2 separate regions of the Homo sapiens genome follow, and region 1 is linked to region 2. The links are chromatin contacts, found by Hi-C or POLR2A ChIA-PET in ENCODE. All regions are on one chromosome and are shown on one strand. The core of a region is the stretch at or near the end of the contact, and the rest is flanking DNA. Distances in the headings are between cores, read along the strand shown. Region 1 holds the start of STAT5B (signal transducer and activator of transcription 5B). Region 2 overlaps CAVIN1 (caveolae associated protein 1).

Evidence for each region. Hi-C counts contacts between places; a loop is a spot of excess contacts on that map. ChIA-PET counts read pairs that join two places held with the same protein, here RNA polymerase II (POLR2A). Pooled maps may share reads with other maps.
Region 1: a loop to region 2 is called in a pooled map, with 2.8 times the contacts of the local background. The contact joins the promoter of STAT5B here to the enhancer-like site in region 2. A Hi-C loop is called at or near these places in 3 of 37 single-sample maps with no recorded cell type and 10 of 50 pooled maps. POLR2A ChIA-PET finds 5 or more read pairs at or near these places in 18 of 52 experiments (A549, AG04450, BJ and 14 more).

What each region holds. Positions count from the first base shown.
Region 1 is chr17:42,274,497-42,278,479 of GRCh38, forward strand. It overlaps STAT5B (signal transducer and activator of transcription 5B), which reads right to left and starts at 1,895. Exons shown (of 19, transcript NM_012448.4): 1 at 1,752-1,895. RefSeq lists a silencer at 1,528-2,137.
Region 2 is chr17:42,404,982-42,408,930 of GRCh38, forward strand. CAVIN1 (caveolae associated protein 1) reads right to left here. Exons shown (of 2, transcript NM_012232.6): 2 at 1-407. Among named protein-coding and RNA genes, the nearest start is that of CAVIN1, 16 kb to the right of the region's middle. RefSeq lists an enhancer at 1,330-1,379. Within about 2 kb of position 2,695, at least 26 of the 41 ENCODE cell types and tissues checked have a DNase peak (open chromatin) inside an H3K27ac peak, as active enhancers do.

The sequences.
Region 1 (3,983 bases), core at 645-3,144, 130 kb before region 2:
TCTTATTTAGCCATGTCCATTCTAACAACTGTGATCTTCCATGAGATGGAAACTGGTACCCAAATGAATAAACAAAACAACCCAAAGCCTTAAAATAAAATCAATCAATAAGATTCTCCCCATTTGAAGTGATCAGAACCACTCCAATATTTACAGTGTTACAAAATGAAATTTTAAAACATGAAAGGCACACTCAATAAAATACATCCTCACCTAGGAACTCACAGGCAATGAACATAACGCAATATAACATAAGCAAATGGACAACAATAGAATGTTGGGGAGAGAGGCACAGTTCTATTACCTTAATTGAAAGATAACAAAATTATTTGAAATAATGTAGACCCAACAGCTGAAAGCTTATTATGGCCCAGGCGGCTATCCAACAGCTTTGGAAACCTAAGATCCAAGCAGACCATAAACACCACTTGAAGACTGAAAAAAATGACATAAGCCCAAGTATGATATTCAGTGTCACGCTGGCCCTTTCAAAGGGCATTCCCTGAGGACACTGCAGAGAAAATGTATGGAATTGTATCTAGGCAAAGATCTGTATACTGCACGATGCTTTGGGAAGAGCACGAATCTCAGAGTCCTTGAAGTTTCAATCCCTGGATACTCAACAAACAGCCGTGTCACCTGAGCAGGCCACTTACTCCACCTATCTGGGCCTCAGTTTCCTCATTTGTACAATAAAAGAATGGCATCATCGCTGGGTTCCTTTCCAGCTCTAACATTCTTTGACCCACTTTTGGCACTATTTATTTGATACGAGGTATGGCGGGATCACAGGGACCAAGAAGAAAAGAACTGACTCTGGCTCTTTGGCAAAGAGAGAATCGGTATCTCTTTTAGTCTTTAAAATTCTTGTGCTTTTCATTAATCCCGTCTTTCTAAAAGCTGACACTTGGTTTTCTTCTTTGGCTTTTCCATCACTGCTGGCTACAAGTGTTTGCAACCGCCTCTTGCTCCGTGTGAGTTCTTTCCTCTTTGTTCACCCCGACCATCTTGCCAGATTCCTTTAGCCTCAGACCAGCTTTTGTGATACAACTCCCCTTCCGACTCTCCATATCTACCCCCCGACACCAGGAGCACTTTTAACCCTTTATCCCTGACTAGAAAGAAAAAGCACACTGCATCCCACGGCCACACGCACGAGCCCAGGCCTGGCGGGTCCTGATGTGGGATCCCGCCCCCCAGAGTCTTATCGAAACGTTCGTATTTGTTGTCTTGATTCCTTATAAGGCCCTGTTTCTTGAAGCTTTGCTAATACCCCCCACCGCACCAGGCACCCCCGCAGGCTCATCCCATCCCCGGAGTCCCGGGAACCTCTTTTGAAAGAAAGAAGTTAAAGCAAGGAAGACGGCTGGGGATATTCGGAATTGCAACGTGAAGGTGTGAGGCGGCTGACAGCAGCCCCCTGAGCTCCTATGGGGTCGGCGCGGGGTCCCCACACACCCACTCAGCACACGCGCACGCAGCCTTTAAAGCGCACGCCCCCCGCGGCGCCGCGGCGTTCGCAAGTCCCCCTCGCGCACCCCGCATTGCCCTCAGCCTCCCCGGCAGCCAACCCGGACCCCCTCTCCCCGCGCGCGCCCCTCGCCCAGCGCGCAACCACCGCGGCCCGGGAGTGATGGCGGCGGCGCGGCCCTGACGGGCGGCTGAGCGGCTGGAGCGCGGGCCCCGCCCGGGCTGGCTCCCCGGCCTGGCTCCCCCGGCCCCGGGCCCAGGGCTCGCCCCGCAGCTCCTACCTCGCTCGGCCCCTCGGGCGCCCGCGGCTGCTCCGGCCCAGCTGTCTGGCTTGCCCGCCCGCCCGCTCGCTCCCTCCCTCGGCCGGGCCGCCGCGCGGAGTTGCCTGCGCTGGGTCCCCGCCCGGGGTGACGGCTCCGGCCGCCGACTCTCCTCCCGCCGGGGCCCGCGGGGGCGCGCGCGCCGCTCACGCGCGGAGGCCCAGGGACGCGCGCCGCTGGCAACCCGGAGCGCGCCCCGCTTCCTGGTTCCGCCCGGCGCGCGCTCGCTAGCCCGCTGTCCCTCGCGCCCCCTCCGCGACCGCCCTTGAAGGACCCGGACCCCCTCGGCACACCCGAGGTGGCGGCGCGCTCGGCGGTGCCGGTGCCGGCGCCGCGCGCACCCCCTTTCTGCGGCGGTGGGGTGTCTTCCCGGCTCGGCTCCCTAGCCGACGCCGCACCGCAAGCACATGCTGCTTTGTTTGGGTTGGGTCGACCACCACTAGCAGGGCTAGGGCGCACTGTCGTGGTCGTTTTGGTTGGCCCCCTCCGCGGCCCGCCCACCTCTCTCCCTGGGAGCCCAGGCCCGCGTTCCGGGTCCTCTCCCGCCGAGGCCGAGGTCAGAAGTCCACAGGGGCCCCGATCAATAATTATCCTGGGTTTGCCCCCGGGAGGGCGTCTCAGCCAGGGCTCCTGCCGCCTGCATGGGCACGGCAGGAATTCACATTCGCCCAGGCCGAATTCACCTGTCCGAGTTCCAGGGTGAACCTACGGGGGACGGGGCGCCTGGGGCCGGTTCCCTTCCTGGGAAAATCTGGCTGGCTCCCACCAGTCAGAGCTGCGGGAGGGACTGCTCTCTCTAGAGAAGAAAGAATAAACAGGGTCATCTGTAGGATCCAGGGGAAGGGGGTCCCCCAGATCCTTTCCACGTGCTGAGGAGGGGGTTGCGGTTGTGGGAAGCCAGGCTGAGTCACCCACTCTCCTTTCCTCTGCTACGTCTATCTCCCGGAGCTGGCCAGCGGTTTCCCTGGCAACCCTCCAAGGGCTAGCACTAAAGCAAGACATAGGAAAGCTCCAGAAGCCAAGCTGCAGGGGCCAAAAGAGAGAGAAGGACCCCTCCCGCCCCCACTCAGACACACAGAGCTCCCCTGTGTGTATGCAAAACGTTCATGTCCAGAGATGGCCCAGAGCTGCAAGTTCTCCCATAGTCCTCCCTGGGCAGCTCTTTCCAGCGGCCTTCTCTTCACCTCCAGAATGACACCAGCCACAAAGGTCTCCAGCTGGTCAAAAAACCCTTCTCCGCTACCCAGGCCACTGCTGCAGTCCCATACTCTGGGCCAACACCTGGCACAGTGCTTTGCACAGAGTAGGTTCAGGGAGCTTGGAGGCCAGAGAAGGAAGCAGGAAGCAGGATGGATGCGCCAACCAACCCCGAGCTCTCTGGCAATCTCCCTGACAGTTACTGCCCATGATGTTTTGACACTCAGGTGCTCCATGTTCTCCATATTTCTCTTTTATCTTTTCTTTTTCTTTTCTTTTTTTTTTTTTTTGAGACGGAGTCTCTCTCTGTTGCCCAGGCTGGAGTGAAATGGTGCGGTCTCAGCTCACGGCAACCTCCACCTCCTGGGTTCAAGTGATTCTCCTTCCTCAGCCTCCTGAGTAGCTGGGATTACAGGCGCACACCACCACATCCGGCTAATTTTTGTATTTTTGTAGTAGAGACGGGGTTTCACCATGTTGGCCAGGCTGGTCTCGAACTCCTGACCTCGTAATCTGCCCGCCTCAGCCTCCCAAAGTGCTGGGATTACAGGCATCAGCCACCGCACCTGACTCATGTTTCTCTTTCTTGTGAGCTTTCATCCCTGCACACATGCTATTCCCTCTGCCTGGAATGTCCTGCCTTCTTGATGTCTGCCCTTCGGTGACATTTGCTTCAGGCAGCATGACCTCCCTCCTTGTTTCCCACCGCGTTATTCATGCCTCTATTACAGCACTTCTTGTGTTGAAGGACAATTTCATGTTTTCATGTTTCTGTCTCTGTCCCCAAGGGCAGACGCAATATGCTATTCACTTTTAAATCCTCCTACTCGTGTTCAAGCCCAGAACAGACACTCAATAAATATTTTTGGAACAAATGCTATGCTCTAGGAATGCAAATGGAGGTTACAAGGACTATGCAGTCATTAAGAGGACAGGGTCTAGCCCGGTGTGGCGACACACACCTGTGGTCCCAGCTACTGAGGAGGCTAAGGTGGG
Region 2 (3,949 bases), core at 1,445-3,944:
GACGTCTTCAGTTTCTCGCGCCGCTCGGCGGGCACCAGGCGCGTGCCCAGCTTGTTCATGCGCTTCTCCAGGGTGTGCCGCGTCTTCTCCAGGTTTTCCTTGGTCTTGAGGCGCGTCTTCTCCAGGTTCTCGCGGGTACGCACCTTGGTCTTCTCCATCTTCTCCTTGGAGAAGGCCTTCTTGAAGTCGTCCACGCGCCGCAGGCCGCTGCGCTTGATACGCTCTGCGCGGGACTCCTCAATAACCTCCTCAACCTCCACCGCCTCGTCCGACGAAAGCTCCAGCGCCGCTGCGTCCTCCTCGGGCCGCTCGCCCTCGCCCAGCTCCTCGCCCTCCTTCTCTGGCAGCGCCTCCGACTCTTTCAGCGATTTGCTGATGCTCAGTTTGGCCGGCAGCTTCACTTCATCCTAAGGGAAGAGGAGAAGGGACATGAGAGGCGTCGGAGGAGGCGGATGTGGGCGAGCCTGAGTCAGGGTGGTGACGATCCTGGAGAGAGGGGAGCATGGGACGCTCGTGGTCCCCAGGAAACTGGCGGGCGCTCAATAAATGTGTGTAGGCTCACGCCTGTAATATTAGCGCTGTGGGAGACCGAGGCAGGAGGATGGCTTGAGTCCAGGAGTTCGAGACCAGCCTGGGCAACATATCACCCATCTCCGGCCCCCCAACCCCGCGTCGCCATTCTTTCTCTCTCTCTCTCCTTGTTTTTTTTTTTTTTTTTTTTTTTAAACGGAGTCTCGATCTGTTGCCGAGGCTGGAGTGCAGTGGGCGCGATCTTGGCTCACCGCAACCTCCGCCACCCGGGTTCAAGCAATTCTCCTGCCTCAGCCTCCCGAATAGCTGGGATTACAGGCGCCCGCCACCACGCCGGCTAAATTTTGTATCTTTAATAGAGACGGTGTTTCTCCATATTGGTCAGGCTGGTCTCGAACTCCCGACCTCAGGTGATCCGCCCGCCTCGGCCTCCCAAAGTTCTGGGATTACAGGCGTGAGCCACTGCGCCCGGCCTCGCGCCGCCATTCTCTAAAAAACATGTGTGTTGAACGAATGGTGACTAAACAGACCGCGGGAGCAGGGGACCAAACTTCGGGTCGGAGATGGGGTTGCGTAATAATTGCACTTGGGCTAAAATCTCTGTGGTCGTCCAACCCTGTCCTGATCCCTTTCCACCCGTAGATGATATTAAACCACTACGGCCCTCGGGAGACACAGCTCCACTTTGGAAATGGGCGGAGCGCCCTCTGGTGCCGCAAATCGCACACTGCCCGAGCCAGGCCGAAAAGCAAGTGGTGGGAGTGTCTAAGTTGAAAGCGGGTAGGGGTTTGAGCCCACAGCTGCACCTACCCACCCAAGCAGGTAAAGTAAAGGAAGTGCATTTCCTAGACTCAAGCTATTTCTTTTTTTTTTTTTTTTTGAGATGGAGTCTCGCTTTGTCGCCCAGGCTGCAGTGCAGTGACACGATCTCTGCTGACTGCAACCTCTGCCTCCCAGGTTCAAGCAATTCTCCTGCCTCAGCCTCCTGAGTAGCTGGGACTGCAGGCATGCGCCACCACACCTGGCTAATTTTTTTGTATTTTTAGTAGACTCGGGGTTTCACCATGTTGGTCAGATTGGTCTCGAACCCCTGACCTCAAATGATCCACCCGCCTTGGCCTCCCAAAGTGCTGGGATTACAGGCATAAGCCACTGCTCCTGGCCTCAAGCTATTTCAGAACCAGCCTTAGAGATGGAGAACTGTGGTCCACCCTCCCCCACCTCCACCTTCTTTGACTCCTTCATACTGTTTGGCTCCACCAGTGGTCATTCTCCCCCTCCCCCACATTTAGAAATTGATATTGGAAAGAGGAAGAAGCTGGCTGGGAGCCACGGACATGTTTTCTCCCCAGTCTGGACATTTCTTCTGGTTGTGACTTCCCTACTTTGGGATAGAAGAGAGATTACTTTTCAATTCTTGCTTTCCCTACCCCCTGCCCCCAGCACAAAGCCTGAGCTCAGGGGTCTAGGAGTAGGATGGGTGGTCTCAGATTCCCCATGACCCTGGAGCTCAGAACCAGTTCTTTGCTTTTCTGTCTTCTCCTTGGAGGACTTAGCACCAGAACTGCTTTCCATTCCGGGAAGATTTTCCAAGATCTTGACTCTGGCCAACATTTCAGAATCTCTGGATCACTCCCTCCCCCACCTCCACCCTCATCAGAGAGCAGGGGAGGCTGAGCACAGAAAGGGAAAGGGCAGACCAAGATCATCAATAGGATCTCTTTGGCCCAGACTCCCTTTAGTGACTTCAAATGAAGGAACGAGAGATAGTCGCTTTTCTAAAGGGTTTTCTGAAGACCATTTCCCAGAATTATAAGAAAAATCCTGTCCCCTAAGAAATTAAGGCAACATAAACTGAGTCCTCTCACTGACACCACACACACACACCCCTATACATAGGCTGCTCGGTATCTCTGCACCACCTGCTACAGAAATTCCTTCCCCAGCCCCCAACCTCTTTCCTCTTCCCTCCCATCAACATCCCCCCAGAGTTTCCTGGTTTACACTGAAAACTAGGAACACCCTCTCCCAACTTCCTTCCCTTCTTGTCAATAGCATTAGCAGGGACAAAGAGGGAATGCTGGCTCCACCTCTTCTCTCATCTGGGCATCAGCTCTGCTGGGCACCAAGCCACCTCCAGCTCTCTGTTACCCAACTACACCTCCCAGCAGGCAAGGTGACCTGGGCACAGGGCATGCTGGGACTTGTAGTCTCTACCTGCCATAGACGGCTTAGTGCAGATCATGGGCAATCCTAGGGCATTTTGTTTATCCCTCTGCCTCTTATCATTCACTGAGGCATTGAAGGGTGTTTTCCTTGTTCTGAGTGTAGGAGAGTCTCAACTTCTCTTTGCATTCCCTCTGATTTCCAGTCATTCACTTTGGGGCTCCTACAATCACCCTTACCCTGCCTGCTACTGGAGTGCATATCATTTAAGACTTATACATCATTGTAGGATCTAAACCCTCTTCATCCATCTCCACCCAGAATTTACCTGCAGCCCCAGTATATATATATATTAAAAAAAATTCAGCTCTGATCTTTCCTTCATAACCTCCCAGACTTAAAAACCCACCCACGCCCCACCAAAGGGTGGAGAGAGCCCCTCCTTTCACTAAACTCAGACAATGTGAATAGGCTAGGGAGGGATTAAGGGTGACAGGCAGGGAATAGTCAGGAAACAGCCCCAGCTGCTGGAAAACAAATCCACTTTGTCTCTCTGCCCTACCCCCAGCATCCCCCGCTTCTCCCCTACCCCTGCTGCCTGCTCCACCCCACCCCTAAAGGCTGAGCTGGCTGGTTTTCCTGGCCTGTGGCTTCCTAGATAAAGGTCTTTGCCAGCTGAACTTGGAAGTGAATGGGACTGGGGAGAGAGCTGCAGACTTCTTATAGCCAATGCCATCTTCCTAGTGCCTCATGAAAGGTCTCAAACTACAACATAAGGAAGCAATCCTAGTGAGAGGAGGTTTTTGTTTTTTAGTTTTTTTGTTTTTTTTGAGATGGAGTTTTGCTCTTGCTCCCCAGGCTGGAGTGCAATGACACGATCTCGGCTCACCGCAACATCCGCCTCCTAGGTTCAAGCAATTCTCCTGCCTGGGCCTCCCAAATAGCTGAGATTACAGGCATGTGCCACCACACCTGGCTAATTTTGTATTTTTAGTAGAGACGGGGTTTCTCCATGTTGATCAGGCTGGTCTTGAACTCCCAACCTCATGTGATTCGCCCTCCTCAGCCTCCCAAAGTGCTGGGATTACAAGCCTAAGCCACCGTGCCCGGCCTTTTTTTTTTTTTTTTTTGAGACATGGTCTCACTCTGTCACCTAGGTTGGAGTGCAGTGGCGCGATCTCGGCTCACTGCAACCTCTGCCTCCTGGGTTCAAGCAGTTCTCCTGCCTCAGCCTCCCAAGTAGCTGGGATTA